Regions from separate parts of the Homo sapiens genome. Here region 2 is linked to region 1. Evidence: chromatin loops called from intact Hi-C (ENCODE). Cell type or tissue: dorsolateral prefrontal cortex. All regions are shown on one strand. Each heading gives the region's core, and the rest is flanking DNA. Links, peaks and the distances in the headings are about the cores only. Region 1 has its middle 130 kb from the start of LINC01170. Region 2 holds the start of LINC01170 (long intergenic non-protein coding RNA 1170).

Region 1 (16,176 bases), core at 7,744-15,743:
ATTATTCAGGATGAAGAGAAATAGAAACTCTTTAACATTGCCGGAAAGAGTAGATTTTTAGAACAACCACTTTGGCAAGACCTAGTAAAATTTAAAAATGTATGTACTCTTTTCTTTTTTTTTTTTTTCTTTCTTTTTTGTCTTGAGACAGAGTTTCACTCTTGTTGCCCGTTGCTGGATGCAGTGGCACAATCTCAGGTCACAGCAACCTCCGCCTCTCAGGTTCAAGAGACTCTCCTGCCTCAGCCTCCTAAATAGCTCGGATTACAGGCATTCGCCACCACGCCAGGCTAATTTTGTATTTTTAGTAGAGATGGGATTTCACCATATTGGTCAGGATGGTCTTGAACTCTTGACCTTATGTGTTCCACCCGCCTCGGCCTCCCAAAGTGCTGAGATTACAGGCATGAGCCACCAAGCCTGGCCATGTGTACTCTTTAACCCAGAAATTCCACCACTAGGTATCCACCTTTGAGAAACTCACCATTTACACAACAAACCATGTACAAAGATGTTTGTTATAGCACTTTTTATAATAATAAAAAAGTGAAACCAATCTATATATTCCTCAAGGGGGATAGACATAAACTGTAGAATAATATATAACAGCCAAAATTAGTGAACTGCATCTACAGATATCAACATGAATGATTATGAAAAACAACTTGTTATATTTTTTGAAAAGCAAATTACAAAAGGATATGTACAGTATAATATTTAGTTATAATATTAACTCATACTACATATAGTTTAGGATACATACATATGTGTTAAAAATTACAAGACGTATTTCAGAATGATGCACAGTGTATGGGTTAATTTAGGTTACCATTGACAAGAAATTTAGTGATAGTGGCATAAATACATTAGAATTAGATTTGTCAAATAGAAGTCTACATAAGTTGCTTTAGTTGAGATGGCAACTCTGCAGGCATGAAGAAAACGAATTTTTCTGTCTCGTAGCGCCACCGTCCATAGCCCATAGCTTCTACGTAGTGGTCCAAGAGAGCTCCTACCATGATAGCCCCACTCTAGCCAGTATGAAGGAGGAAGAGGAAAGAGAAGGGGCCCTTCCTTCTTTAGCGAATCCTCCAGGATGTTGTACATATAACTTCTACTTTAATTCCACTTCCACTGGCCGGAATTCACTCAAATGGCAATATCTGGGAGATGCAATGTTTATTCTAGGCAAACATGTACCTAAAGAAAAAGCAGTGATTACTTCTACAAAGCGGGTGGGAGAATAGGAGAGAGGAGTGACACTAAAGTTGTTACCTGTAATGTCAAATTTCTTGTATGTTTTAAAGAGAGATCGGAAGCAAATATGGCCTATTATTAGCATCTGTTTAATCTTTGTGATGGGTGCATAAGTATCATTTCTGTGATTGCCAATCTTGTCTATTTCTTTGAAATTTTCATAATTTAAAAGAATTTTTTTTTTCTTTGAGACAGTCTCACTCTGTCACCCAGGCTGGAATGCAGTGGCACGATCTGGGCTCACTGCAACATCTGCCTCCCGGGTTCAAGCAATTCTCCTGCCTCAGCCTCCCAAGTAGCTCGGACTACAGTTGTGCACCACCATACCTGGCTAATTTTTGTATTTTTAATAGAGACAGGTTTCACCATGTTGGCCAGGCTGGTCTTGAACTCCTAACTTTGTAATCCACCTGCCTTGGCCTCCCAAGGTGCTGGGATTACAGGCGTGAGCCACCATGCCCAGCCTAAAAGAAAATTTTTTAAATGCATGGAAAATATAGGAAAATAGCTATGTAGAAAAACCATTGACCTTCATTCCCCCATACACATTACACATACATACACCTGAAAATAGCAGTTAACATTCTGGCAGCCAGGTCTTTGATCTTTCTCCTATACATATTTTTACACAATTGTGTTTTTAATATTTATATATTTTTGTAACCTACTTTTTAGTTTATTGCATAAGTGTTTTTCATAGCTTTTAAATTTAAAAAATATATATTTAATGGCTATCAGGTAATCTATCATAAGGATGTATCATAATTTAATTAACCTCTTATTGTTGAACATGATGATTTTATAAATGTTAAATAAACTTTATATTATGGATTTCCAATGTACATATTTCATCTTCTATCACTTTGTCTCCAGATACTATTAATTTCAAGATAGGAATAATTATTGGTGTTTCCCATTCATTTAGTTACAATTCATCTCAGAAGCGATTTTTGTTTTGCTAAGAGATTTTCACTGGTCTTTTGTCCAAATTTCTTAGAATCAGTTAAAATCCCCTGAAACCAGAAGTTATCCTCACATATTTTCCTGACTCTCCTGGAACTTCTATTGATTTTATGTGAGCCCACAAATATGACAGAGAAGCATATCAGGGAGCTCTGGCCCTTGGGAATAGTTAAGAGCCCACGGTACTCTGTGTTCCCATCTCTGCAAGGCCTGAGCAATATCTTGGTACAATTGATGAATGTGACCAAGGTGCTCATTTTTTTTCCAAATGCTAAGTTCAATTCACTCTCACTTGTGCTCTCATTCTCTTTCTCATGCATTTTTAGTAGCCTTCCATTTAGACAATGCATAAAAGATACCTTCCGAAGCCCTTTTAATGGATCACACTTGTCATGCATGCATCCAAATGTACTTTAGAACTCTGTCTAGATACTATTGTGTGCCACAATTTAGTGATGCATTTTTAATCTAATTCAAAAATATATTGGCCAGGCATAGTGGCACATGCCTGTAGTCCCAGCTACTTAAGGAGGCTGAGACAGGAGGATGGCTTGAGCTCAGGAGTTTGAGGCTGTAGTGCACTGTGATTACACCTATGAATGGCCACTGCACTCCTACCTGGACAATATAGTGAAAGCCAGTGTCTTAAAAAATATAAAATAATGCACATATATATATATATATATATATAATTACTACAAAGTCTGAAACAACCTACACAAAGAAAAGCTTTCCAAGAAATTCCAAATTGATTCATTCATTCATTCGACAAATGTTTATCAACCATTCAGTGGGCTCCACTTCTGGCACTACAGAAATGCACAGACTAAACGTGGGAAGTGGATATGTAAGTAAACAATTAAGACAATTTGACAGAGGGCAGTGGCTTATCCCTGTAATCCCAGCACTTTGGGAGGCCAAGGCGGGCGGATCACTTGAGGTCAGGAGTTTGAGACTAGCCTGGCCAACATGGTGAAACCCCGTCTCTACTAAAAATACAAAAATTAGCCAGGTGTGGTTGTGCGCACCTGTAATTCCAGCTACTCAGGAGGCTGATGCAGGAGAATCGCTTGAACCCAAGAGGAGGAGGTTGCAGTGAGCCAAGATCGTGCCACTACACTGCAGCCTGGGCGACAGTGAGACTCCATCTCAAAAAAAAAAGACCATGTGACACCTGAGTAGAGTAAGAGCAAGTAGTTTGGGAGTATCAGTTTGAATATGTTCATGTGAGTGTCTTTGTAAAACAAGACCTGGCCATTTTCTTTGATTCTTTGATACATACTTATTAATCAAGTCTACTAAGAGAAACATGCAGACTCACAGGTTCTGCCCAGAAATTCCATGGGAGCCAGGAAACCTTCTCTGAGTAATGTGATATCCCAGACCTTTCTGGTCTTATCTCTACTATGCCCCCAGCACAGTGGTTTGTAGAGGGATTTTACAATAAAAAGCACATCGAACAAATTGGATAAACTCAGATCATGCCTGCATTTGTACTTACTCTACTCAGGTGTCACATTGTTTTAATTGTTTTGTTTGTTTGTTTGTTTTTGAGATGGGGTCTTGCTCTGCTGCCCAGGCTGGAGTGCAGTGGCAACCTCCGCCTCCCGGGTTCAAGTGATTCTCCTGCCTCAGCCTCCAGAGTAGCTGGAACTACAGGTGCGTGCCACCATTCTTGGCTAATTTTTGTAGTTTTAGTAGAAATGGGGTTTCACCATGTTGGCCCAGCTGGTCTCGAACTCCTGACCTTGTGATCGGACCACCTTGGCCCCCCAAAGTGCTGGGATTACAGGCATGAGCCAACGAGTCTGGCCCATTTTAATTGTCTACTTAAATATCCACCTCCCACAGTTAGTGAAATCAGATCATGCTTGAATTATCTTTAGCCAGGTTTTCTAAAATGGACATGGTAGATAAAACCTACAGTAAAGACTCAATAAATATTTGTTGAGTGAAAGAAAGAATAAATCAATTTGTGTGTTTCTAGTTCCCCCTTAGCAGAGCACTGACCACATAGTTTTCAATCAATTGTCAATTGATTTCCTTTTATGGTACAAAATTATGAATGTATCAACAAAAATTTTTAAAGTAGGTGTTCTTTTTCTAATGATTTGGCTTGATAATTTTAATATATATTCAATTAGATAGAGAATGTTCAGCAGCACCTTTTCAGAATTGGTAGTCACATCAACTTCCCATTTTGAATAATAGATGTAAAACATTGTCAAAAAAAAAAATCTGCAGTCCAGTCCAAGGTTCCCAGGAGGCTGACCCATGACAGGACCCACCCACTGATGCCCAGTGTACTTGAAGAATGCAAAATGGTCCTTGAATGTGTTATCTGATGGTCATTTTTCTTAGACACAAGGTGCAGCACATTACAAGATACCCAGAGGATAAGATAATGTTCCCAAACTGCATCCCTACAAAAATCTACAACCATTCTCAGAAAGGTAGACATTCTTCTTTTCCTCTCCTGAAGGGCTCAGTTTTCTTCCTTCAAAAGTCATAGTTGAGGTCCTCACCCCCAGTACCTCAAAATGTAGCTGTATTTGCAGATAATAAGGTCTTCAAAGAGGTAATTAAGTTAAAATAGGATCGCTAATTTAGGCCCTAACCCAGTATGACCATTGCCCTTATAAGAAAAGGAAATCTGGACACAGACTTGTGCATGCACAAATGGTGACATATAAAGATCCAGGGAGAAGACGGCCATCTACAGCCACGAAGAGAAGCCTCACCAAAAACTAGCCCTGTCAACACCTCGATATCAGGCTTCTCAGCCTCCAGAACTATGACAAAAAAAATTTCTGTTGCTGAAGCCATCCAGTCTATGGTACCTTGTTATGGTAGCTCTAGCAAACCAGTAGATCTCCAGTGGGAACTCTCCATGTGACCCTCCTGCAACCTGCCTCATTGTCCGTGTTACAATGATGAGCTACTCGAGACCTGCCAAAGGAGTTTATAAATGGCCTAGCAGGGATCTGAAAATTAACATCTCTGCCTCAACCAGCTTAATTGCCTCCTCCTTCTGCAGACGATCACTGGACAGCAGCCCCTTCCTCTGCCTGGCCCTGATTATCTATCAGACAGTTACTGTTTTTCAGTCATAGCATTCAGTTGCAATCTATAATTATCTTGCTTTTTGCCTAACAAGAATGTAAGCTCCATGAGTTCAGAGTCCTGTCTAACTCCTCATGTCTGTATCCCGAATGCCTAGCACAATGTCCCCCAGAGAGTCACAGATACTTTTGAATGAGTCTATTATTTTTGTATTTTGAATCTCCTAGGTAAGCACAAGCTCTTTTTTAAATAGAGCACAAGCTGTATTTTAATGCAAAAATAGAATATTTTTTCTTCGTTTTCAATTCATGAAGCCTTTGGAATACGCAGTTGAGAGATCTAGACTTGACTTCTTTTTAAAAAAGCAAAAATGAAACCAGATATCCCTGGCTCCATGTGCACTAGCCTGCCTGACAGCAACAGTTCACAGTATTTTAAATGATGGAGGTTGGGCAAGGGAGGGGTTCAGGATGGGAGACCCATCCGAAGAGTGATGAAGAGTGATATTGCATTCAGAGGAGTGTTAAAAATGAAGCATGTGTTATAAATAATAAAATACACCCAACTGTGCATATTAAGTTGTAATTCAATCCCTGGCTCCTTCTGACATTGATAAACCACTCATAGCTTCCCTTTCATGGTTCCAATGCCATGAGTGACTAACTTCTCTTAGTGGAACTTCTACCTCCTTATTATTAGATGGAATCAGTTCTACATTATTCTGCATGTGTGAGAAAGAGGCAGTGAGAGCCACGCCACATCAACTGGACAACCAAGATTCTGCTTAAAACTACATTTAGCCAGTTATGAAGAGGTGAAAACGTACTATGTAAACGAGTCACAAGGCAGCAGTTGGAGCAAGAAAAGTTTCTGGATTTTAGGTTACTTTTATCAGTTCAGTCAAATGTAAAAGAGAAGTGAAGGCCGGGCATGGTGGCTCACACTTGTAATGCCAGCACTTTGGGAGGCCGAGGCCAGCAGATCACCTGAGGTCGGGAGTTCGAGACCAGCCTGACCAACATGGAGAAACCCTGTCTCTACTAAAAATACAAAATTAGCCAGGCATGGTAGCACATGCCTATAATCCCAGCTACTTGAGAGACTGAGGAAGGAGAATTGCTTGAACCTGGGAGGCAGAGGTTGCGGTGAGCCGAGATCACGCCATTGCACTCCAGCCTGGGCAATGAGAGCGAAACTCCATCTCAAAAAAAAAAAAAAAAAAAGAAGTGAGGAGCAGAAGATGTATACATCAAGTATGCAGGTCCTGTCACTACAATTTCCTCTATTCAGTATTGACTTAAACATTTATTCTGAAAAAGAAACTGTGTTTTCCAGGTAGATAGAGGACGCCTGGACCACGGTGGAGGCAGTGCTGCTCTGGGTGTCCAGGCAAGCCCACTGGGCTGCTCTGAATTCCATGGGAATGGGAATGCCTTACAATCTTCAGCATAAAATGGCCCTAACAGCAGAAATATCTGCTACTGGTTCTCCCCATCTGACCAAGTAAATTCACTGGAATTATCTTCTGAAAATCAATCTTGCTGCCACTAGCTCCACTGTCACTCAGGGCTTTTCAGCCACGGGAGAAGCCCAGGGTGAGCTCTATGCCTGGGATCTGAGCTTGGGCAGGGGTTTCACCAGGCACTTGGAGAATAAACATGAGCTCACTCTTCCACCTATTCACCAATTCCTATAAAGCTCCAAGGTCTCCCCTTCCTTCCAGGTATCTGGTTTATTCCCTTGGGAGCAATAGGACATCTGCTGAAGCTACCAAGTGTGGTGGCTGGTTCTGCCCCAAAGCACTTAGCTAAATCAGGGGAAGGGAGTCTCAGCAGCTAAAAATAGCAATAGAACATTGATTTTTTTTCCTCATCCCCTTCTCCCCTTCCCACCAGTCACTTTCACTTCAGAATGTTTTCTGCTGACATCAAGATAGGGGACAATGTAAAAGAAGAGGGTCAGCAGGCAAGGAAGAGAGACAGAAGAAGAAAGAAAGAGGCAAACAGACACAATCTGGGACAAAAAATCCTAGACAGGTCAGAGCACGTTCCCCAGCACGTGGGCCAGCTGGGGGCCGTCAGTCCCTCGACACACGCAGATGGTCTTGCAGAAGCGTCACACAGCTCAAGCCAGCCAGAGCATCCTGAAATTGACACGCTGGATGGTCAAGGGCAGCCTGTGACCTTCATGCCGCAGCAGCAGGAAATCAGGCTCACACTTGGATTTTGGAGTGTGCTACTCTTCAATGAACTTTCGTCAGAAAAAGTATCTGGAAGTGCACACAAAACAGCTATTAACTAGAGTTTATCTCTGAGGGATGGGGTGGGAGGTGTAGGAAGGGATTTGGACTTTTGACTTTACATCTTCTTATAAAAATCAATAGAGTTATAAGTGGTTTTTACTTCTTTTGTGATTTCAAAGTTTTTCATAAGAAATGGTTTGCTAATACAATTTTTTAAATTTATTTTTATTTTTAATTTTGAGACAGACTCTCCCCTCTGCCACCCAGGCTGGAGTGCAGTGATATGATCTCGCTCACTGCAGCCTCCATCTCCTTGGTTCAAGAGATTCTCATGCCTTAGCCACCCGAGTAGCTGGGATTACAGGTGTGCACCACCACACTCGTGTAATTTTCGTATTTTTGGTAGAGACGAGATTTCGCCATGTTGGCCAGTTGGGTTCGAACTGCTGACCTCAAGTGATCTGCCTGCCTCAGCCTCCTGAAGTGCTGGGATTACAGGTGTGAGCCACCACACCCAGCCACTAGTACAATTCTAAAATAAATAAATAAATATTTTAAAAAATGATTTCACAGGCTTGATCACATTTAATATTCTCCACAGACCTATGAGGTGAGCAAGGTGGATGTAGCTCAGGATTCAGTCCCCCAGCCTTGGGTTTGAGCCCTCTTTTCAAATCTACCAGATATGGAAACTGAGGGAGGAATTTGAACTGGTACCACAGATGTGATAATAGTACCCACTATCTCAGCTTCCTAGGAGAATTCTATTAATAATTTTTTTTTTTTTTTGAGACGGAGTCTCACTCTGTCCCAGGCTAGAGTGCAGTGGCTCAATCTCAGCTCACTGCAACCTCTGCCTCCTGGGTTCAAGCAATTCTCCTGCCTCAGCCTTCCAAGTAGCTGGGATTACAGGCACGCACCACCACACCCTGCTAATTTTTGTATTTTTAGTAGAGACAGGGTTTCACCATGTTGGCCAGGCTGGTCTCGAACTCCTGACTTTGTGATCCGCCAGTTTTGGCCTCCCAAAGTTCTGGGATTACAGGAGTGAGCCACCATGCCCGGCCTTAGATACAACACATTAACCCTTTTAAAAATGCTTGGCACTTGAGAAGCACTCAGTAATTAGAAGTCATCATCATTGTTCTTGCTATTATCCTAGTTAGTAGCATTATTATTATTATGAGAGAATTTTAAGAGCTAAGTCCAGAGCAACACAGCTAGCAGTGGCTAAGCAAAAACCAGAACCAAATTCATTTTATGGCCACCACATGGCAGGGGTTAAGCAGGACTGTTCGTACTACCCCCACCTCGAGTTTCAGACTGGAACAGGACAGCCGGAGCCCTCTCCAGAATCAGCCTCAGAGAGAAAGCCTCGTGAGAGCCATAGTAATATGGGCATGGGTCAGCTCAGCCCCAAATTCTTCCTGATCCAAATCACAGGTGTTTTGGAACAAATAATGCTATCAAAACAGCTTTTGGGGGGAAAAAATGTCTGTGCCTAATGGGCAAAGCCCAAGAGAAAGGTTTGAAGGAAAATTAGTATTTATGTGGATAGACCTAAAATAACTATTTTTTTTAAGACTTGATCTTGCTCTGTCACCCAGGCTAGAGTGCAGTGGTGTAATCACAGCTCGCTGTAGCCTCAATCTCCTAGGCTCAAGCAATCCTCCTGCCCCAGCCTCCCAGTAGCTAGCACTACAGGCACACACCACCAGGCCCAGCTACTGGCTAATTTTTAAAATCTTTTGTAGAAATGAGGCCTTGCTGTTTTGTCAGGCTGGTCTTGAATTCCTGGCCTCAAGTGATCCTCCTGTCTTGGCCTTCCACAGTACTGGTATTACAGGTATGAGCCATTGGCCAGCCTTAAATTAACTTTTCACTAAAGATTTTATTTTTATTTTTGTTGCTCATAAAGAGAAAGAGCAACAAAAAAGTAGTTTGACTATTCCTCAAGTCTTGTCACCAATTTAGTTTCAAAGCAATTCCAAAATTTACCAGTGTTTCATTGCACTTTAGGGTCCCTTTATTATTTTTATTCTAGACAGTGTGATTGATTGCTAATCTTAACATACATTCATTACATCGTTCAGATTGAGGTCTAAACTATGTTTCAGATCTTCTCCGTGTTTCTGTTAGGGCCTTGAACAGTCTGCAACGGAGATTCACGGTGATTCTGCCTGACATCAGGCAGGAGAACTAGGGCACAGCAGGGAGGCCAATGGCGGGGGGGAACCACTGCCCCTCAGGGGGAGTGTCCTCCACTTGGAGCAAACTCCTGGTGCTCTAGTTCATTGTGGTTAGTGATGACCCCTGATGTTTGTATGGTGTTGAATTGTTTACAAAGCACATCCTTGTACATTATTCCCCACCATCCTCTCCACAATCCAATAAAAAACAAACATTATTAGCTCCATTTTTCAGCTCAAGAAACTGGACACTCAGCAAATTGAAGTGATTTTCTCGAAGCCATAAGACTAGTAAGGAAACACATGGCATGAACTCCACATTGGCACCCTATCCTCTACACTTCGAATGTTGTTTACACCTCTAATTCCTAAAAAAAAAAAAAAAAAAAAAAAAAAAAAAAAAAAAAAAAGTTTTCCATTTAACCTCTCCACGCTTCAGTTCCACCACCAACACACTCTCATGCCCCTATACAATCCCCTCTCCAAAACTATGAAAGCTCAGGTAACAACAGGCAACAGCAAAATCACCCGATGCTTGTTGGAGTCCTGACAACGTTGACAAAGTCCTTGGCAGGCCCTTCTATTTTCATGATCAATGGTACTACAGCCAGAAACAAGCCTCGCTGGCTGTGAGCTGATCTCTACTGTGAAAATGCACGCACGGTGTACACATTTGTTTATATTCTAAGCACTGAGGATGAAATAATTCTGCACCGTGTCCATTTTTGTGCTGTTAAGGCATACGGTTGCTTTGCAAGCAAAACAGTAGATCTTTCATTTGCCAGTGACATTCCACAAAGTGCTTATAATTCAGTGTTAGCTTATCAGCCGTCCAATCTCCCACTCCAGGGAATGTGTCAACCATCAAAAGGAGCAGAGGAGGTGTGCTGCATCTTAATGGCTTTCATTTCATCAGACTTACTTTCTTAAGGGCATTTAATCAATGAGGACAAGTAGTAGGCAGATTTTTAAATAAATGTGTCACTTTAGGTTAATCCACAGCACCGCTGAATATATTTGTTTATGCGACTCCCAAATATGTCCCTCTGTTGCTCAGCAGAATTGATAATCTGTAAATCAAAACATGTTACAAGTAGTTTTAAACTATCCCCCAAGGAACAGCTTTATTTGACCTGCCTGAATGGGAGATGTCCAGGAGTTTCAGGTACAAGGGTGTTGAATGTCAGAGCTGCTCAGAATGCCTGAGTGAAATGCCAGTTCCATTTACAACAAAGCTTTCTATTCATTCTTCCTTCCTTTCTTTCATTAGCCAGGTGAATGATGGGCTTAAAAAAATGTATTTGAAATGACAAAGAGCCTAGCAAAAAGATGGCAAGCTGGGAAACAAGGAGGACTGCAGGAATCTTAATTTATTCTTTGGGCTACTATTAAATGCAGAAGGAAATAAAATTGAAAGTAGACTGGAATGATACTGATGGGGCTCATATCACTTTGCCTTGATTATACCAAGACACTGGCTTCTGTTTGTTCTCTCCACTTTTTGCGTCCTTAATGTGCCCCAGACAAACAGAAGGGCTGTAATTGTGTAAACTCAGGTCCCCTGTCAAATAGAAATTTCTTTTGCCATCCGTTATCAGCTATCTGAACTGTCAAAATATGATTGTCACATCTGCTGGAAGTGTATTGGCCAGGTTGGGATGTGAATGTGGTGTTGTTATTTTAGATTGATTTTCTTAATGCTGGCCATAAGCGTGTCCGTGTGCAGGCTTGCGGATCCTTTCAGTCCTTTTAACAAAGCTTGAACTGTGTTGACATTTGTCCCCAGGCAGCAGTGTCCATTCAGAGTAGGACCTCTGCTGAGGCTTTTGTTGGAACCACTTAAATAATCTCTTTCTTCTTTCTTTTTTTTTTTAAACAGTGAGTGTTTACCAAATAAGATTGAGACTGTATGATCCTTTTGACACTGCAGCTAACAAAAGTTATTAATATTCTGTGGGCTTCAGAGCAAGAATCTATTTAATGGTTTCAAGAATCATTCAAATCCCAGGCACAGCCTTAACTACAGCTTTTTATAGATAGAAAAGGATATCCAGATCTGTATGTGTCTGTGACATTGCAGAGGACACTGGGGGTTGATGAAAGCTCACTGTATTATGTCTCTTTCCCCATTTCTTCACAGACAGCCGGGGAGAAGATGGCTTTCCTGGACTTGGGAAGAGTCATTAAACTGCCAGTGCTTGTGAGTGAATATCACAAGAAAAGATGATGCGCTTCATTTTATTTTATTTTACTGAAAATAGTGACATTTACATAATGATGTCTAATCTCTCTTTAGGCCTAGTAAAGACTCTGCAGATTTTCAGAATGTTGCCTCTGCTTCCTTAGGGTGCCAGGACCTCAGAGTTTCTAAGACATTCAGGGAGAGGACCCCAGCCCTAGGTGCACCTATAAACATACATAATAGCCAATTTACAAGAGAGTCAGTCAGAATGGATATTCATGTGCCAGCTTGTAGTACAATTCAACTTTCAATTCTGAGACAAATTAAATTCATTCTTGTGCATCCTAGTGGTAATGTACAATTAGCTTTCAGAAACTGTAATATATTTTCCTATCATATAGGAGTCTTTAGAAATTTCAAGGGTAACCTCTCCAGTCGCCTTAACAGTAATCTTAAGTGTGTATCTCCAAAGTTACATAAATCAAACCATTTGGTAAACCGTGTTGTAACCTTTTTAAACGTATCTCCCTGTTAGCTTTAACATCATTATATCCCATTGTGATGAAAATGGACTTTCGGTATCCAGCGATAATGAAAATAGCCACTTTATGCGGTTTCTGCATGCAATTATCCAGGCTTTTCTCAGACTCTAGAGAAATCTAAGCTAATTGCTTTGGGACTTTTCCTACATTTCCATAAATTCTTTGTTAATTTTTTATGAGAAACTGTTATTGCAGTCGCCCTTAAAGTTCCCATTGTATTCAATAATGTAAAGAAGTCATTATGGAAACAGCTATTTGCTAGTGTCCCTGCCAGAGCTGGACGCCTTCTCATCCCTCTGTATTCTCAGGTGAGGTGGGAGGTGTTTTTTGTTTTTTTTTTCTCACTCTTTTTTTTCTAATACAAATTTTTCTTCATCTGAGTTTACTCAAAGCCAATCTAAAAGCAGTTCTATGTGGTGCATGACCTTGTCATTATAGGACAAGAATTGAGTTTGCTTTATCTGACAGTTTGCTCTGGATTTGCTTTTATACCTACTCATCAACCCCAAAGACAAAGAACTCTGTTTTAAGTGATAGAGGAGCAACTGAATGAGCCATGTTTCCCCGGGAATGCTCTAAAATTACCTTAGATGTTACATTTGATTTATTGATTGCTTCAAACCCAGAATCACAATTCCTCTAGCTTCCAATAAGCACTACCAAAGAGCACCTCAAACACATTGCCAAGATTTTCAGAGATGTTTTTCAGCCTGATTTTCTCTTTTGAGCTCCTGTGGGTACAAGAGCACGCCGTCTGGAACCACCAAGGGAAGAAAATCTTCCCTCTCTTGCTCTTAGGCAAGGCTATATTAAACAGAGTCAGACCAGCCTGGTGCTTAAGACACTAAAAGCAAATACACAGAGAGGAAGAGAGATAAGCTTAGCTTTAATTAATTTATCTAGAATTAGCAATCAGAAAATATAAAAAGAAATCCTTCTAATTTCAAAATACTTGCAAAGCTTGTGTTTTACAGCTTGCACTTAAGTTTTATTTCAAATCACATGAGAGACAGATATCAATTCATCCATCTAAACTCAAGATTTGTGCAGGTTACTGTATGCATGCTACGCCTCGATAAAAATGACATGGAGAGAAGGCCAAAAATGTCACCTGAATTTGTCATTACTTTGGGCTTCTGAAGGCCTTCCTCTTTATGGGAAGGCAATGAGCATTGGGGAAGTTACTCTGCCACTTTCAGCCCACCTTGAGCTCTAGGTTGGAGGCTTTGGGTGACTGACTTCTAAGAAAAGTGCTTGCATTCCCTGCAGGTTATTGTCTCTTAAACATCACAGGAACTTGGCTATATTTAGGGCAAACCACACAGTGGTTACACTACACTCTTGGTTAGGGCACACAAGTGGTAAGTATAGCATAGACCTGCCCACATGTGCCTCAGAACTGACCGTTCAGAGTGTGAAAGCAACAAACTCTTCTTGACATGGGCTCTTTGTTATCCACGGGTAGTTTTGGCAGCCTGCATGTAAAAACTGCCCATTTGCAAACATGTTATACATCAGCAAATGACCAAGTGGATTTTCTCAAGTATCAAAACCCACTGGGAGCCATTCAAAGTGTATAAATCCATTCATGCTCTCTTAAGGAAAATAGAATACACAAATATTTTCACAAATGATACTTATTTATTTTAATGAATGATATTTGTTTAAAATGATTAAACCTGCTGCTTTCCAGTCGTAAAGGCAAAGTTCTTGGACCCCAATGTCTCCCAGAAGCCTTCCCAAAGAGTAACTGTTCATTTTGGTAAGCAGTTCAGTAAACCTGTGTTAAATTAAAATGGAAACTAAAAGAGTAATGTCATTTGGAAGACTCTTGGTCTGCTGTCAGCATTTCTGAACACTTCACTTGGTACTGGGAAATCCTAAATGGTTCCCAATCTTTGATGGAGATCATCAAGGCACTGCTGGTACTGAAGATGTTCTAGCTTCTCACAAGTGCACAGACATGGCTTCAACCACACTTCTCTGCAAATCACAACTTGAAATTCGGTCTCCTCTTATCTTCCAATTGGCACTAAGCATTCTTTCAACAGTCTCATAAGCCATTTCTATCAAGAAGGAATTATTGTCTTTAACTATGGAAACGTAAGTCAGCTGCATTACATAATAATAACAGCAGTTGGCCTGGCACAATGGTTCATGCCTGTAATCCCAGCATTTTGGGAGGCCGAGGCGGGCAGATCACTTGAGGTCAGTAGTTCGAGATCAGCCTGGCCAACATAGTGAAACACTGTCTCCACTAAAAATACAAAAATTAGCCAGGTACGGTGGCACATGCCTGTAATCTCAGCTACTCGGGAGGCTGAGGAAGGAGAATTGCTTGAACCCGGGAGGCAGAGGTTGCAGTGAGCCAAGATCGTGCCATTGCACTCCAGCCCGGGTGACAGAATGAGATTCCATCTAAAAAAAAAACAAAAAACAAAAACCAAAAAAAAAACAATAACAGCAGTTATGTTATTTAAGGACATTACCACATAGGAGCAAGGGTATGCTCTGAAGTCCCTAGACTCACCAATTCGTATTTGAAAATTCAAAATTGGATGAGGGTGGAAGTACTACCACTTGGATATAAGAAAAGCTGGTTATTGAACAAGAAGATTTTTTTCTTAACAATAAAATTCACATGGAGCAGTTACTGGCACATCAGCATTCCCTCATGTAATCCCCCTAACAATGTGATTTAGGAAGCATAATCCCCATTTTACAGGTGAAGAAACTGAAGGTCAGGGAGGTCACAGAAATTCCCCAAGATAACACAATAAGTAACACAGTCAGGACTTCAGCCTCCCCATCTCTAAAACTCATTTTTTTCCCACCGTGTCACATTCAAGGCTCAGCTCCTCCATGCCCTTTGACCTATAGCCTTGACCTATTGTAGGAGAATTGCCCACATGGTTGTTTGGACTCTCTCAGTATTCTACATGAACTTCTTCTGTGGTACCTATAATACTTCACTGCAGTTTTTGTTTATGTGTCTGATAGACCATGAGTTCCCTAAAGACAGGTGTCTTGTCTTGTACATCTTTGTATTCCTGGCACTTACCACAATATCTGGCACAGGCAGGAATTTATTGAAAGATAACACTGATGTCAAATAAACATATATAAAGACACTCAAGTGCTCACGTAAATAAATGCAAAGTAAAGCAACAATGAAATTTGAGGGTTTTTTTAGCTACCATACTGGCTACTATGTTAGAACATTTTCTAACATTTAGTGTTTTCCAGGATGAGAAAAAAACAAGGACTCTCCTACTTCGTTGTTTAGCATAAAAATTAATACAAGTTTGAATAAATTGTTGGCAATACCTAGCAAAATTTTAAATGTACGCACCTCTTCTAGACATTTGTCTTTCAGATATACCCAAAAAATAGCACAAATATGTGTACAAGAATATTTATCATAGAATAGTTTGTAATACAAAAAAAAAAATGAAAACTTCCTCAATATCCTTAATAGGAAGCTGCTTAAATTGAATGATACATTCCTGTGTCAGAATACGACTATCTGATTGAGGGGCAGCCCAGTTGCTAAAAAAAAAAAAAGTTCTTTGTGTACTATGTACTGACATGGAGATAATATTTATATGTGTGGAAGTCTCCATAAAGTTATACAAGAAACTGATAGCTGTGGTTGCCTCCAGGGACTGGGATGCTGAGAGAGATTGAGTAGGAAAACGTTTTTCTTTCATTTTATATTCATAGTTATATTAATGATTT
Region 2 (16,176 bases), core at 4,241-12,240, 140 kb before region 1:
ATCACTGTGATCAAGTGGAATTAATTCCAGGGATGCAAAAAAAAGTCCAACACATGCAAATCAATACATGTGACATGTCACATTAACAGAATCAAAGACAAAAACCGTATGTTCATTTTAGTAGATGCTAAAAAGGCATTTGATAAAATTCACCATGTCTCCATGATAAGAATTTTGAATATGTTAGGTATAAATAAAATATACCCCAACACAGTAAAGACCAGATATGTCAAAATCACATCTAACACCATACTGAATGGGGAAAAGTTGAATGCTTTTTCTCTAAGATCTAAAACAAGATGAGGATATCCACTTTCACAGCTTTTATTCAGCATAGTATTGCAAGACCTAGCCAGAGCAATTAGGCAAGAGAAGAAAATAAAGGACATCCAAATTGGAAAAAAGGAAGCCAAATTGTTCTATGTTTGTAGATGAAATGATCTTAAATGCAGAATATCCTAAAGACTCCACCAAAATAACTGTTAGGATCAATAAATAAATTTAGTAAAGTTGCAGAATACAAAATCAATATACAATAATCAGTAGCATTTCTATACACCAATAGCAAATTACCTGAAAAATAAATCAAGAAAGCAATCCCATTTACAATACTTACAAAAAATAAAATACCTAGAAATACATTTAACTCAGAAGGTAAAAGATTGTTACAGTGAAAACTATAAAACATTGATGAATGCTTTATTAATGAAAAGATATCCTATGTTCATGGGTTGGAAGAACTAATATTGTTTAAGATGTCCACACTATCCAAAGCAACTTGCAGATTCAATGCAATCTCTATCAAAATACCAATAACTTCTTCACAGAAATAGAAAAAACAATCTTAAAATGCATACAGAATCACAAAAGACTCCCAACTAGCCAATGCAATCCTGAGCAAAAAGAACAAAGCTGGAGGTATCACACTTTCTTACTTCAAAATATACTACACTACAAAGCCATATAGTAACCCAAACTGCATGATACTGGCATAAAAACAGACACATAGACCAAAAGGAGCAGAACAGAGAGCCCAGAAACAAATCCACGTATTTTCTGCCAACTCATTTTCAACAAAGATGCCAAGAACGCACATTAGAGAAAGCAAAGTCTCTTCAATAAATGGTGCTGGGAAAACTGGATATCCACATGGAGAAGAATGATGCTGGAACCCTATCTCTCACAACTGACAAAAATAAACTCAAAATAGATTAAAAACTTAAATGTTAAGACCCAAAACAATAAAACCACTAAAAGAAAACATAAGAGAAATGCTTCATGACATTGGTCTGGAGAAAGATTTTTTGGATAAAACCTCAAAAGCACGAACAACAAAAGCAAAAATAGACAAATGGAATTACACCAACCAAAAAACCTCTAAACAACAACAAACAAAACAATGTGAAGAGACAACCTACAAAATGGAGACTGGGAGAAAATATTTGCAAATTATGCGTCTGACAAGGGGTTAATATTGAGTATAAAAAGAACTCAACTCAGTAGAAAAAAAATTAACAATTTGATTTTTTGTTAATGGGCAAAAGACCTGAATAGACATTTCCCCAAAGAAGACATACAAATGGCCAACAGGTATATGAAAAAATGTTTGACATAATTAATCATCAGGGAAATGCAAGTGAAAACCATAATGAAATATCTCCTCACCACCATTAGAACAGCTATAAACAAAAAGACAAAAAAATAACAAATGTTGGCATGGATGTGGAGAAAGGGGAATACTGATATACTGTTGATGGGAACATGAATTAGTACAGGCATTAGGGAAAACAGTATTGCGGTTTCTCAAAATATTGAAAATTGAGCTACCATATCACCCATCAATCCCACTGCAGAGTATATATACAAAGGAATTGAAATCGATATGCCAAAGAGATAGCTGCACTCCATGTTTATTGCAGCAATATTCACAATAGCCAAGATATGAAAACAACCTAAGTGTTCATCAATGGATAAATGGATAAAGAAAATGAGGTATATGTGTTACATACCACATATATAGTATATATGTGGTATACTTGTTATATACCATATATACAGTATATATCCTAAACCTATATACCATATATAGTATATACCATATATATAACACATATACCACTATTTATACTATATATAGTATGTAACACATATACTATATTTCTTATATATAGTATTATATTATATATATAGTGTGTATATATATATATATAGTGTGTGTGCATATATATATATATATATATATACATATAATTCAATGGAATACTAAATCAGGCATAAAAAAAGAATAAAACCTTGATATTTTCTGGTAAAATGGATGAATCTGGAGGACATTATGCTAAGAAAAATGAGCCAGACACAAAAAGACAAACACCACATGATCTCATTCATATGTGGAGTCTAAAGAAGTTGATCTCACAGAAGTAGAGTGTAGAATAGTGACTATGAGAGGCTAAGGAGGGTAGGTAGGAGTAGGGATAGGGAGGTTGGTTAACAGGTACAAAGTTACAGTTAGGAGAAGTAAGTCCTACTATTCTATTGCAGAGTAGGGTGTTACAGTTAACAATATTGAATATTTCAAGATAACTAGAAGAGAGAATTTTAAAAGTTCTCACCACAAAGAAATGATAAATGCATGAAATGATGGATATGCTAAATATCCTGATTTGATAATTACACAATCTACACATGTATCAAAACCTCACACTTTACCCCAAAATGCATACAACTATGTGTTAATTTTAAATATTTTTAAATTTAAAACTAAAAAAATAGAAAAGAGTCCCATTTACAATAGCATCAAAAAGAATAAAGTACTTAGGAATAAATTTAACCAAGGAGGAGAAAGATCTGTAAACTAAAATCATAAAGCATTAACAAAAGAATTTGAAGAAGATAAAAATAAATGGAAAGATACCCTGTGCTCACTGATTGGGATAATTAATATTACTAAAATGTCCATGCTACCTAAAATGCTTTACAGATTCAATGTAACCTCTGTCAAAATTCCCATGGTGTTTTTCACAGAAATAGAAAAGAAATCCTAAAATATGTGTGAAATCACTAAAGACCCTGAATAAACAAAGCCATCTTGAATTAGAAGAACTAAGGTAGTAGCATCACATTTTCTGATATCAAATTATATTACAAAGCAATAATAATCAAAACAGTATGGTACTGGCATTAAAAACAGACAAGTAGACCAATGGAACAGAATAGAGAGCCCAGAAAAAAGCCCACATGTATACTACAGTCAACTAATTTTTGATAAAGGCATCAAGAATATACAATAGGGAAAGGATGATCTCTTCAATAAATGGCATTGGGAAAACTGGATATGCATATGCAAAAGAATAAAATTGGAATCTTACTTTATACCATACACAGAGGTTAACTCAAAATGAATTGAAGACCTATACACAAGATCTGAAACTACAAAACTAGAAGAAAACATATAGAAAACTATAAAAATAGAAGAAAACTTTTGTTCCTTGAAATTTTTCTTGGCAATTTTTTTTTACTTATCACTCAAAGCACAGGCAACAAAAGCAAAAACAAACACGTATAACTATATCAAATTAAAAATTTCTGCGCAGCAAAAGGAACAATCAACAAAATGAAAAGGCATCCTATGGAATGTGAGAAAATATGTGAACACTGTATGTCCAATGAAAGGTTAATATCAAAAATATATAAGAAACTCTTACAACTCAATACCATACAAATGAACAAACAAACCAACAAAATAACCCAAGTGAAAAATGGGTAAAAGGGCTGCATAGAAAATTTTCCAAAGAAGATATACAAATGACCAACAGGTACATGAAGAGATGCCCAACATCACTAATCATCAAGGAAATGCAAATCAAAACCACAGTGAGATATTGCCTCACACCTGTTAGGTTGGCTATTATCAAAAAGTCAAAGATAATGAGGGTTGGGAAAGATGTGAAGAAAAGGGAACACTTATCTACTGTTGGTGAGACTATAAATTGGTACAGCCCTATGAAAATAGTATGGAGTTTCCTCAAAAAATTAAAAATAGAACTACCATACGATCTAGCAATCCCTCTTCTGGGTATATATCCAAAGGAAATAAAATCACTATCTCAAAAAGATAGCTCTACTCCCACATTCCCCCTTGCAGCAATATTCATAATAACCAAAATAAGGAAATAATCTAAGTGTCCTACAACACACTGATAAGGTTTGACTGTGTGTCCCCACCCAAATCTCATCTCGAATTGTAATCCCCGTAATCTCCACCTCAAAGGAGGGACCTGGTGGAAGGTGACTGGATCGTGGGGGTGGTTTTCCCCATGCCGTTCTCATGATAGTGAGTGAGTTCTCATGAGAGCTGATGGTTTTATAAGTGTTTGACAGTTCCTCCTTCACACTTGCACACACTCCCTCCTGCAGCCTTGTGAAGAAGTTGCCTGTTTCCCCTTCAATTTCTGCCATGATTATAAGTTTTCTGAGGCCTCCTAGTCATGCTTCCCATTAAGCCAGTGGAACTGTGAGTCAATTAAACCTCTTTCCTTTATAATTCCTAGTCTCAGGTAGTATTCTTTATATCAGTGTGAGAATGGACGAATACACACAATTGAATATTATTATTGAGCCTTAAAAATGAAGGCTATCTGGCCGGACATGGTGGCTCATGACTATAATTCCAGCACTTTGGGAGGCCAAGGTAGTCAGATCCCTTGAGCCTGAGAACTCAAGACCAGCCTGGACAACATAGCAAAACCCTGTCTCTACAAAAAAAAAAAAAAAAGCAAGAAAATTACCTGCGTGCAGTGGCATGTGCCTGTAGTCCCAGCTACCACGGAGGCTGAGGCGGGAGGACTACTTCAGCCCAGGAGGTCAAGGATGCAGTGACCTGTGATCCCACCACTGCCCTCCAACCTGAGTGACAATGTGAGATCCTATCTTAAAAAAAAAAAAGGAGAAAGAAATCGAAATCTTGCCATTTGCAATAACATGGATGAAGTTAGAGGACATTACGCTAAATGAAATAAGCCAGATAAATAAACATAAATACTGCATAGTCTCATGTACATGTGGAATCTTTAAAAAAAAGTCAAATACATAGAAACAGAGAGTAAAATGGTGATGACCAGGGGCTGAGTCATGGAAAAAAAAGGGGAAATATTATTCAAAGGGTACAAACTTTCTTTTTTTTTTTTTTTAAAGAGCCAAGGTCTTGCTGTGTCACCCAGGCTGGAGTGCAGTGGGGTAATCATAGTTCACTTCAGCCTTGAACTCCTGGGGTCAAGAGATCTTCCTACCTCAGCCTCCTGAGTAGCTGAGACTACTGGTGCACACCACCATACCTGGATAGTTTTTTTAATTTTTGTAAGGATGGGATGTCATTGTTACCCACGCTGGTCTCAAACTCCTGGTCTCAAGTGACCCTCCCACCTCAGCCTCCCAAAGTGCCGGGATTACAGGCATGAGCCACCACACTCAGCCAAACTTTAAGTTCTCAAATAAATAAGTTCAGGTTTAATGTCCAGCTTGGTGACCATAATTAGTAATAATGTATTGTGTACTTGAAATTTGCTAAGAGAGTAGATCTTAAGTGTTCTCACCAGGGAAACAGAGGTAACCACGTGAGGTGATGGATGTTAGCTTGATTGTGGTAATAATTTCACAGTATATATCAAAATATCATGTTGTAAAAAATATATACAATTTTTATGTGTTAATCATACCTCAATAAAGGGTGCGGGGGAGGATATTGCCTCCAAATCAGGGTCTATTCACACATTTCCCCTGAGGAGATTCCCTCCAGCCTGGCCAGCTCACTGTTCAGCCCCGGGTGCTGCCCCTGAGGATGCAGCTTCTGGGGATGGCTGAGGATGGCTGGCTACACTGGAGGCAGGAGGCTGATGGTTCAGTGATGTCTTTGATCCCTACATCTATATTACTGCATTGTTCCACTCACTGGAATAAGAACTTTGATTCCTATTTAAACCAGGGCTTTAGAGGATATTTAAAAGAAATAATGGGAATTCCCAACATGGAAACATTACTTTTTACTGAAAGCACAGTTCACAGACAGGGGGATAAAAGGAAGTTAGATCTGATTCCTGAGTGTCCTACCTATTTACATTTTGGAATCCAGTAATGTAAGTACATTTATGCTTGTGTTTAAAATATGAGCATAGAAACAACACCTAGAAAACACATGTATTTAAATCTAAGTTGAAGATAAGATGGAATTTATTGGAGGGCAACAGCAGTGACCAAAAAAAAAAAAGCAAGAGACCAATTCAACACATTAGACCTGGTCAAATAACTACCTCACGCGCAGCTACAATTACCTGAACGCCAACAACAAAATGCTGTGACGATTCAGTCTTCATCATAATTACTCATCTTCTATAGACGATACAGTCTTAAAGCATAGGAAAGAATGTATGTACAAAGAAGCACGGAAAATGACACGGTGTAGAAGATGATGACTACTCCAGTGAATGCCATAGGTGGAGCCAATTTTCTAACTGGAGTAAAATGAACTAAATTCAGAATCAAATTGAAATGTAGAGGAATATTTATTTTTCTCACCTTAATGCTTTCCTTTAAGCAGGTTTAGTTTTCATTCATTTCACTGATCTAAGGTTAATAAATTCATTATTTCAGCACCCTATGAAGAAGAAACACATCTTTTTTTTTAATTATTCTTCCTCAATAAAAGCATATCTGGAATCCTATTTTCTGAGTGAGCTGGCACACGGGGTGGGGGAGGGGAAAACTGGGAGTGTGTTGGGGAAAGCGAGGGCAGGAGGGATGACAAATCTGACCCTACCCGACAGTGCTGCCTGTCCTGTAGCATCCCAACCCTTACAGTGGTCACCCATGTGTAGTTAATCAGATTAAAAGCCTCTGAGAAACCCCTTTGAATCTCTGTCAAACAAAGACATGGAATAAACAAGAAAAAGCAGGAAGGTTATAATGCTGCACGTGGGTTAGTAATAGAAGCAAATGCAAACGCCCAGGTACCTCAGAGACTTACCCGTACCTGTCAGGGGTCTGAAAGATTTCCTGTGGCCCTGGCAGTCTGGATTTAAGGCAGGCTTAGGGGAATTAGTAAACAAAACACAGCTGAGGGTCTTTTGCCATAAACTGAACAACCAAGGAAATGAAAGTAAGGCCACGGCAAAGTTGTCTCAGCGGTGTCACTGGCTGCCATGGGGCAGCCCTGCGGTGGAAGGGCCTGACCGGCCCGGGCCAGGGTGACATCTCGGGATGTGATCTGAGCCGTCCTTGTGTGCAGATCCATGTGTTTGGAGAACAGGGTCTGTCTGTTATGTGAACACAGAGGGCATTGAGCCCAAAGCCTCATATACATTAAAAATATAATGAGAGAGATTTTTATCTTCCATGAATATTTAATTCTTCTGAAAGCCAACCATCTGCATATCACAATGCCCCGATGCATGTGTGTGATTTTCTCTGTTGTCTTTCAAAATAAAGCAGACCATTTCACTCTTCCTGTGATGCCTTGAAAGTTGCTTAAATGTGCATTGATCACTTTGATCTAATGAGTGTGTGTATTTTAAAACAAAGTCAGCACTGTTGCTCTAATCTATTTGTGTGAAGGAAACAGAACAATGGGGGGAAACCAGGTCGGGTTTCATCGTTTTCCTGGTGGCCTGTATCACAATTCACTGCCGTTTTGAATGCTGTTTAATTTTTGCTGATGTCTTTTTATCTTAGGCTTCATGTGAATTTAAAAAGAGTTTCATTGATATGCAACCTACTGTGTATTATGATATCCTGCCTGCCCTGTTGCACTGTGGAAGCCTGCAGCTGCCTGAAGCCTAATTATGCATGCATGCATGCCAAGCCCAGATGCTCGGCCAAGAGTGCCTCAACCGACTACAGTTTCTCACTTGTTTTTGTTTGAATTATAATTGGGCAGATCTATATTTCTCAACCCATCTTGTAGCTTCAGCATGCTCCTCTTTGCCTCTGTTGCTACCTCTGCTTGAGTCAGCTTCTTCATGAAGGAGTCCCTTGCCAATCTGAAGTGCCTCTGAGATCTGAGAAGGGTCATTCATGGGTTTGACAAATCCTTTTACCTACACCGCATTTTAAAAGGTACAAAAATGACCCTAGCCCCAATCAGATTTCCTCCAGATGGTTGGTAGCTTAAAAAAAAAAAAAAAAGAATAGTTAACTAGAAGCTGGCATCTGGGTAGAAACAAAGAAGGCTTAGAGCCAGGCATCTACAATGGAGAGGAATATCAGAACTAAAGCTTTACACCTGCTGAAGGAAGGTAATGGAGACTAGCAAAAACAGATTTGTTAAGCATGTGCATTCACTATTCAGAGAGCCTTTTGTGAACTGTTTTCCAGGCTACCTACGGGACCTCAGTCTTCAAGAATAACAAAGCCTCATCTGAGAGTGTGAAACTGGGTATGGCATCGCACTAAATGTGGTGTTACTCTGAGTCACCCTTCATCTGGAGATGTACACATAGAGTAACCCTCTCATATAGGATGGCAGCTGCTAGTTATAGTACTTATTTCTTTTTTTTACAACTTTAAAAAATTTCTTGAGATGTGATTTCACTATGCTGCCCAGGCTGGCCTCAAACTCCTGGCCTCGGGAGCTCCCAAGTAACTGGAACTACAGGCACACACCACCATGCCAGGCCATACGGTATTTATTTCTGAGGTACTATCAGAGACACTGTATTGTTTTTTAAATGGAGCATCAAATTAAGCACACAGATTAATTTCATTGAAAATCGTGGGATATTTTTTGATCCTGAAGCTTAAAAAAAAGTGGTGAAATTATATTGAAGCTTCAAGAGTAAGCAGGAATTTATAATAAGATAATTCTCCATGACAATCTTAAGACATAAAATCATTGGGTGAGCATTTGTCATTCAATTAGACTACTTCTGTTTGAAGAGTAATTCTTAACAACTAACATTTTCATCCAACATGCTGGTAAAGAAACAATTTTTCTGACATTTGTTAAAATGGCTAGGTAGACTTTATTCAGGGCTATTGTGATAAAAGTAGATACTGCTGCAATACAGTTTTGTAGTAGGGGAGAGAGATTGGGCTCAACATTGAATATAAGGAAAAGTGAAGATTTATAGTGAGGTGGGACACTGAATGGAAAATTGCTAAGAAGAAATATCATGGGAAGAGGGGATTCTGCCTAAAATGATTCTGGCTAATCTGACCTAACAAGATTCTTGCTGATAGCAGGCCAAAGTGGTCAGACGTCAGCTGGCAGATGGTGGACAATGAGGAATTTGATCAGATAGTGTGTGTCATCCATTACCAAGGGGAGAGGTTCTCTCTAAACTAACTTTTCAAGATTCTTGCTAAAACCGGATTCTACAAGGCTAGAGACAGAAGCCTACGGTCAGGTCCGGTCTAGCAAAGGCATCAGTATAACCTGACTAGAGATTGGTCAAGGAGAAAATCTTTGTCAACACCTTACTACTCATGTTATAGTGCCATTATAATTACTTGAAGTTGATACTATTACTATTTCCATTTTACAGATAAGAACATTGAGACCTTGACACTTTCCCAAAACCAATCGCTTCTATGTTGGCAGAAATGAGATTTGAACGCACATTGTCTCAGTCCAAAATTCATGTGCCTAGCAGCGATTATATTTTGCCTACCTAAGAGGAACATTTGACTCAAATACTGTTTTCAGCACACAAACTCTGTTTCTCAGATGTAAATAATACTGACATTTATCTAGTGCCTACTCAGTGCCAAACACTGAGTGCTTTACAACTCCTGTATGAGGTAAATGTATGCATTAGCCAATTTTCTAAATGAGCTCTCCACTCTTAACCATTCTGCTAATAGTTTCCAACTTTAGCTAAAACATAGATGGCTGAGCTCTCTCCCTAGTGTTTTGGATTCAGTAGGTCTGGGTTCAAGCCCAAGAACTTGCTTTGTAATACATGATGTTGATCCTGCTGGTCTGGGGACCATACTTTAGAACCACTACTCTATGCTGTACTAATATTACCAATATATAATTGGTATAATTAATTATCCCAGGTCCTTCACCTGCATGCTATACATTTCTAATCCTATTAAGGGAGAGGAAAATTGAGTTCCAAAAAGTCAAGTAAATGGTGTGGCATCACACTGATGGTAGGCAGGAGAGCCAGGACCCAAATACAGAGCTGACTTCCAATACCCAAGCTCTTCCCAAGACCACCCGGGGTTCCAGGCTGGGTGGTCTTCCAAACTGACTAGTCATAGAGTAAACCCAGGATGTGTCTTACACTAAATGGTAACATAATACAGTGCACATTAATAATTAATATAATTCCCTGGAATATGAGGAGGAGTGTCATTGTCTTAATAAATTGCTTGGAAAACAAAATGTTTTGGGCATGTTGGCAATGTGTGAAATAACTAGTGCTGGGGCTTAGAAAAATGATACCTCAAAGCCTGGCACTTGGACATGCTGAGTACTTTCAACTAAAGAAGCAACCTCAGCACCAAGGTGACCTCCTGCCTTCCTGTCTATTGCCCCTCTGCTCCTCCAGAAGCACAGGGAAGGGTTTCCTTTGAAATTCTCCTATCTGACTAACAATGTTCCTCCAGAAGGAATGCAGTTGTCTTGGACCTCCTCCCTATAATCTCATCAAACCGGGAAGATTAACTAGAAGGAAAGAAGACTAGAATTGACATCACACCCAGAGCCCAGAGGAACTTTGTCCCAGATTATTGTCTTTTCTTCAGGTCCATTCATCCACCTAAAAATCCTTTACTCTTTCTCTAAAATTGCCTACATCTCTGTGTTAGTCTGTTTTCATGCTGCCGATAAAGACATACCCAAGATTGGGTAATTTATAAAGAAAAAGAGGTTTAATGGAATCACAGTTCCATGTAGCTAGGGGAAGCCTCACAATCATGGTGAAAGGTGAAAGGCACATCTTACATGAAGATGAAAGAGAACGAGAGCCAAGAGAAAGGAGAACCGCCTTATAAAACCATCAGATCTCATGAGACTTATCCACTACCAAGAGAACAGTAGGGGGGAAACTGCCCGCATCATCCAATTATCTCCCACTGGTTCCCTCCCACAACACATGGGAATTATGGGAGCTACAATTCAAGATGAGATTTGGGTGGGAACACAGCCAAACCATATCAATCTCCTGTTTCCCTGTCCCTCATGAAGAGGGCATTCAAGCTTCAGTCATCTTGCCCTTCATACTTTGTGTGACTCCTGTGCCCTTGCACGTTAACAAATTTGTATGCCTTTTCTCATGCTAATCTATCTATTGTCTGTTTATTTTATAGACTCAAATTCTTGAAGCTTTAGGGTTCAGAACGAAAGTTCCCTTCACCTGGGCACTAGATTCAGGCAAGGAGATAATTTTCATGACCAAAGATGCTTGTCAGTACTGTATTAAATTTTTCTTTAAGTTGAGACATTAGAAATATATTTTACTCCACGAATGAAATGTGACACAGAGCAAAAGAGAAACAGATAGGGATTAATAGGATATGGATATTTATAGGTATTTAGACCTGTGAGTTTAATTTTCTTTCTTCTATTTTTAGAGACAGGGTCTCACGCTGTCACGCAGGCTGGGGTGCAGTGTGTGGCACTATCATAGCTCACTGCTGCCTCAAACTCCTGGGCTCAAGTGATCCTCTGGCCTCAGTCTCCCAAATAGTTGGGACTACAGGCACAAGCCCCCACACCCAGATTTTGACTTGTAAGTTTAATTTTCTAAATTGGATAGATCTAATATTTAGAAGTAGTGGCTAAGAGGTCACATGCTTGTTCATTTCTCAACACTGAGTTAGCAACAAATCTGAATTCTTAATATTACTTCCCTCAAAGATGAGCCTGTGCCCTATAGGTCAAAGAGCACCAGAAAATGCATTTTCACTGAAGAGGAAAAAAGGCTAAACTGCCTGAGAAAGATTTTTATCTATCAAGTTAGCTAACATTCTTCCTTTTTTCCAAATTGGAAATTAAATATATTCATAAGCATCAATTTTTATTTGCCTCAACTGTGTCAGTGTAACATGAATGCTAACTCATGATCTACTAATGTTTGAAGCAATTATATCAAATGACATTTTTTAAATTGCAATTTAATGCAACTTTACAGAGAAGAATAACCAAATAAACATTAATATTGTAATGGAGAGAGTTTGGGTTCAGCATCAGAAAATCTCTGTGTTGAAATTCTCAGTTTGTCTCTTCCTCCTAGTGTTTTCTTGGATAGATACTCAACCTCTTTGAAGGTCAGTATCTTCATGTGTAAAACGGTGATACTAATGCTGATTGCCTACACTTGTTATGAGAACATTTGTGAAAGTCCTGGGAAATAACACTCACTAAATGATTGTTGCCCTTCCCCATTTCCAAAAAAATTGACTTCTGAAATATTTATTAATGCCTTTTTTAGCTGTAACCTATGTTTTTATGTTAGATTGTTTTACTTTTGCTTAGCACTTCTTCACTTACATATTTCCCTCTATTATTATTTGCCTTTTTAGTAGTCATCTAATATACAAATGATTAGTCATCTAATATACATCTAATATACAATTCAATTACATTGAAACATTTACATTTTCCCCAATTTTTTCCTGTAGTGAAGAATGCCCACTGGCTGTTTTTGAACAGCTTATTTTTCTCATGTCTTTGGACCACTTCCTTGACCAGGAAGTAGTGGAAGTACAATATCAGATCCAAGGGTGGGTATGGGAGGGGGAAATAAACTTTCAAAGACAAATATAAAATATTTAGAAGAAAATTAGAATTTCTGGACAGGTATGGCATTGAGAGTGATGTTTGGTTTTGCAAATGCATGATCCATTGCTCCAAATCTACCTCTGTCCTTCTCCAAGGAGGTTCTTACCGAGTAGTCTTATGCTTGGCTCATATCAAATGCTGTTCTTTTGGGAGGCAAATGGTCCTGCAGACCAGTGGAAAGGAAGTCAGTCAGAGTTAACCAGGTCAGAAACCAGCCTGAGTGAAAGATCCCACTCAGAAAGATCCAGTCACCATTCTATTCATTCTAAAGTACTTTGACTCCACTTTATCCCAGGCTGCCAGAGACTGTCTATTAATAGAGGTGTGGAACAGAACCTAGACTAAATATAAAGTGCTGGGCTCCCCAGTGGTATGTCAGCTCACTGTTGGATGCCCTTGAAATGCTGAAGGTCTACTTTTGTCAAAACCAAAGTTGCTGCTCTCATAATGAATATCTGCTAGCGGAAGTCTGAGGTTAAGAAGGATGGGAGGGTAAGGGTGCACCTGTGAGCAACTAGGGTGCCTAACACCCCTGTGATGAAACAAGCCGAGAGGGAGTAACAGCTATGGCTTGCTCATTTTGGTAATAATGTGTCATGAGCTTCTCTCTGCTGCGAATCCAATGCAAATAACAGTAAATATTTGTTGGGTGTTTTACTATGTTCTATTACTGTTCTAGAAGCTAGAGATACCACCATGAACAAAACACCAGGATACATACCTTCATGAATCTTAGATTCTGTTGAACTTTTGGTGAGTTTTGAAGGAACAAAAGAAAAACATTTTCAATTCATCAAAAAAGAAAACATTAAATGTTTGATATTTTTCTTTTCTAAATGTTAGACCTTATTTGCCTCATAAATCATGTTCTCCCAACTCTCGTTTGACACACATCACCCATCCTATTTCAACCACTTCAGAATGCTGGCCATTACACTTTTGTATACCCCAAATTAACCAGAATGTATTTTATTTAAATGGCTATAAATTTTCTTCAATCTGAGATCCCTTAGGTCCCCCTCTGTACCTATATATCACTATATGTGATGAAAGATGGAGGTGTCATGAGTTCCCAGTCAGTGGTAAGATGTAGCCTTAAAAGGAGAGTGTGACTTCATTTCTCTAGTGATGGAAGGGAAAAAGCTGTCTTTATACATTTAGGTAGACAGTAGAGGGGCCCCAGGGCTGCTACATTCTCTACCCGATACTCTTTCATTCATTCTTATCTTTTTGCCATAATTAATGGCTGCCAACAATAAATTTGCTTTAATAATCCTACCACGAAAAGCTTTTTATCTTCCATCAGTTTCAGAGATTTTAAAATACTGCGAAGAGCAGTAGGTAGGTGCCCTCCTTCTGTTTTCACAGTGTCTGTTTATGGCATCTAAGATAATCATTTTATTGCTTAATGTAGTTCATAACAGTCCCAAAATGCAACCATTCAGCACTTGTATTTTGAGAGAATGTATATTAGCAATAAAGAAACACACACACATGCGCACACACACACAGACACACACACTCCCCTTACAGACCCTCCCTCAAGATTGAATTTCCCCCATAGAATGAAAGGGAGATATTTGTGTGGACAACTAGCAGCTCCCTGCCCCTAACAACTCCACATTTGGAAGACTGAGCTTCATCTTTGCTTCAAAAGACTGCGATTTATTGCCATATCCATATCAGAGACCAATAAAAAAGCACCAGGGAGGGTGATTCTTGTGCTCCTCAAATATAAACAAATTTCTTTTCTACTAAGGATGAACACAAAGCTTTATAGCCACTAGATAAAGCACATTAACTATGACCCTTTCTCTGGGCCATGTTTAAGAATAGAAGAAAGAACAAGAGATTATATACACAACATATGTATTATACATATATATATAATTAATATTAGCCACCACACAGTAAGGTTAATTGTTGCTTCTCTGAACACTTAATATGTTAGCAGTTGATAAATCCCACCCTGAATAGAAGTGGCTTGTATTTAGGTCACACAAAGTCATTGCCGTTTTTTAATTTAAACTGTGCACTAGATTAAAACACAAGAGTGTTTCAGGAGGACAATTCAGAAGCAGCAGCAATAGGCTGTCTTTGGCGTAAAAAGTTTCCACAGCACACCCTAGGGACATGTTAATCAAAGCTTTTTAATGGATTCAGTCTGATCTGTGACAGGCTTTGTTCCAGAGATGGCGTTTGCTGGATAGAGCTGCAAGTTATCAATAAGACACAGTAATTGCGGGGAGTGATTGAGCTGCGTTTCTGGGGCTTCATACCATCCAGCTCTTTTTTTATTATCAGTCGAAGCAGAGATGTCTTGCAGTCAGAGTCAAAGGATGACTTATTTCTTTCTTTCATCTCCCAAAATATAATGATGGTAAATTAAGCAACGAGAAAAACTGACAATTTTTGTAAAAAACAACAACAACAACAAAAACCCTCATACTACCTTCTCCTGTTTCTCCTCCTTGTCAAGTCTTTGTCTTAGACTTTCAAGTCTGGTCTGGGTAGCAAATCCTTTAACCTGAGCAAATAAATCCATTTTAACCAGAGGCAGGCATTTGAAGCTCCTCTGTGAGCTTGTGCTGGTTCTGTGGTGGCTTCTTTACTAAGTTCTTTATTATCACTCTGAAATCAAAACAGCCAGAGGCTAAACTAATGACTGAGGATCACACTGATCACCTACAGGGATATTTAGCTTTTCAGCCACTTAAGAAGGTTAACGCTCATCATCAGATGGAAAATGTCTTGGTGTCTGTTCAAAACCAGTCATGTAATAGGAACCTAACAGCTGTTTTCTTTAATAAGTCACAATCCTCACTCTGGAAGATCTGAAGCATTCCCTTAGTAAGAGATGTCCAGGTAGATAAGCAAAGGCAAGTTGGGGAGGGAGTGTTCAAGGAGGAACCAGCCTTATTTAAGGCACTTTTTCACAGTCCCATGGTTTTCTCAGCTCCCATGTCTCTGAGCTAATATGTCACTGCTAAAGATGCTCACACCTGGATAGCCAGTGTCCACACCTTAGAAAACAAAGAAAGAACAACCAGATATCTGCAGCTCAGTCTCAGCGGATCTCTTACTGCTTCCTAGTATGCTAATGTGTAGGTAGCTGTTACCTCTGTTCCCCAGGCAGAGGGTCGGGTGGATTTATCAACCTTATTCAACTGAGCTCTGACTCTACCTACATATAAGTTGCTATCCATGTCTTTTGCTGGGAAATAAAATCACATAGAGGTACCTCTGAGGTACAAATATGGGATATAACACTTCTCACACGATGACTCTTACTTATCCATTACGCAGTTTCTCATATAGAGTCCAAACTCCCTTAGTGGACTCTTCAGGACTGATTTACAAACTACTTTTTCAGTCTCATGTCTTCTGTTCAGCCC

Evidence for each region. Peaks named below come from ENCODE experiments on the same cell type or tissue, not always from the same donor. Only the 100,000 strongest peaks of a DNase experiment are listed, where the experiment ranks them.
Region 2: it touches region 1 in a loop (2.8-fold over the local background); 2 of 110 quality-filtered maps call a loop at or near these places.

The regions. Positions count from the first base shown.
Region 1 is chr5:124,563,419-124,579,594 of GRCh38, forward strand. No RefSeq gene overlaps it. Among named protein-coding and RNA genes, the nearest start is that of LINC01170, 130 kb to the left of the region's middle. In dorsolateral prefrontal cortex, for the core only: no CTCF peak of the experiment used is centred there; DNase peaks (open chromatin) are centred at 10,335 and 11,463; H3K4me3 peaks cover 1,656 bases; H3K27ac peaks cover 5,950 bases.
Region 2 is chr5:124,431,371-124,447,546 of GRCh38, forward strand. LINC01170 (long intergenic non-protein coding RNA 1170) reads right to left here and starts at 7,150. Exons shown (of 6, transcript NR_125774.1): 1 at 7,025-7,150; 2 at 6,327-6,506; 3 at 4,788-4,925. RefSeq lists an enhancer at 10,927-11,433. In dorsolateral prefrontal cortex, for the core only: no CTCF peak of the experiment used is centred there; DNase peaks (open chromatin) are centred at 7,241 and 7,841; H3K4me3 peaks cover 2,429 bases; H3K27ac peaks cover 3,949 bases.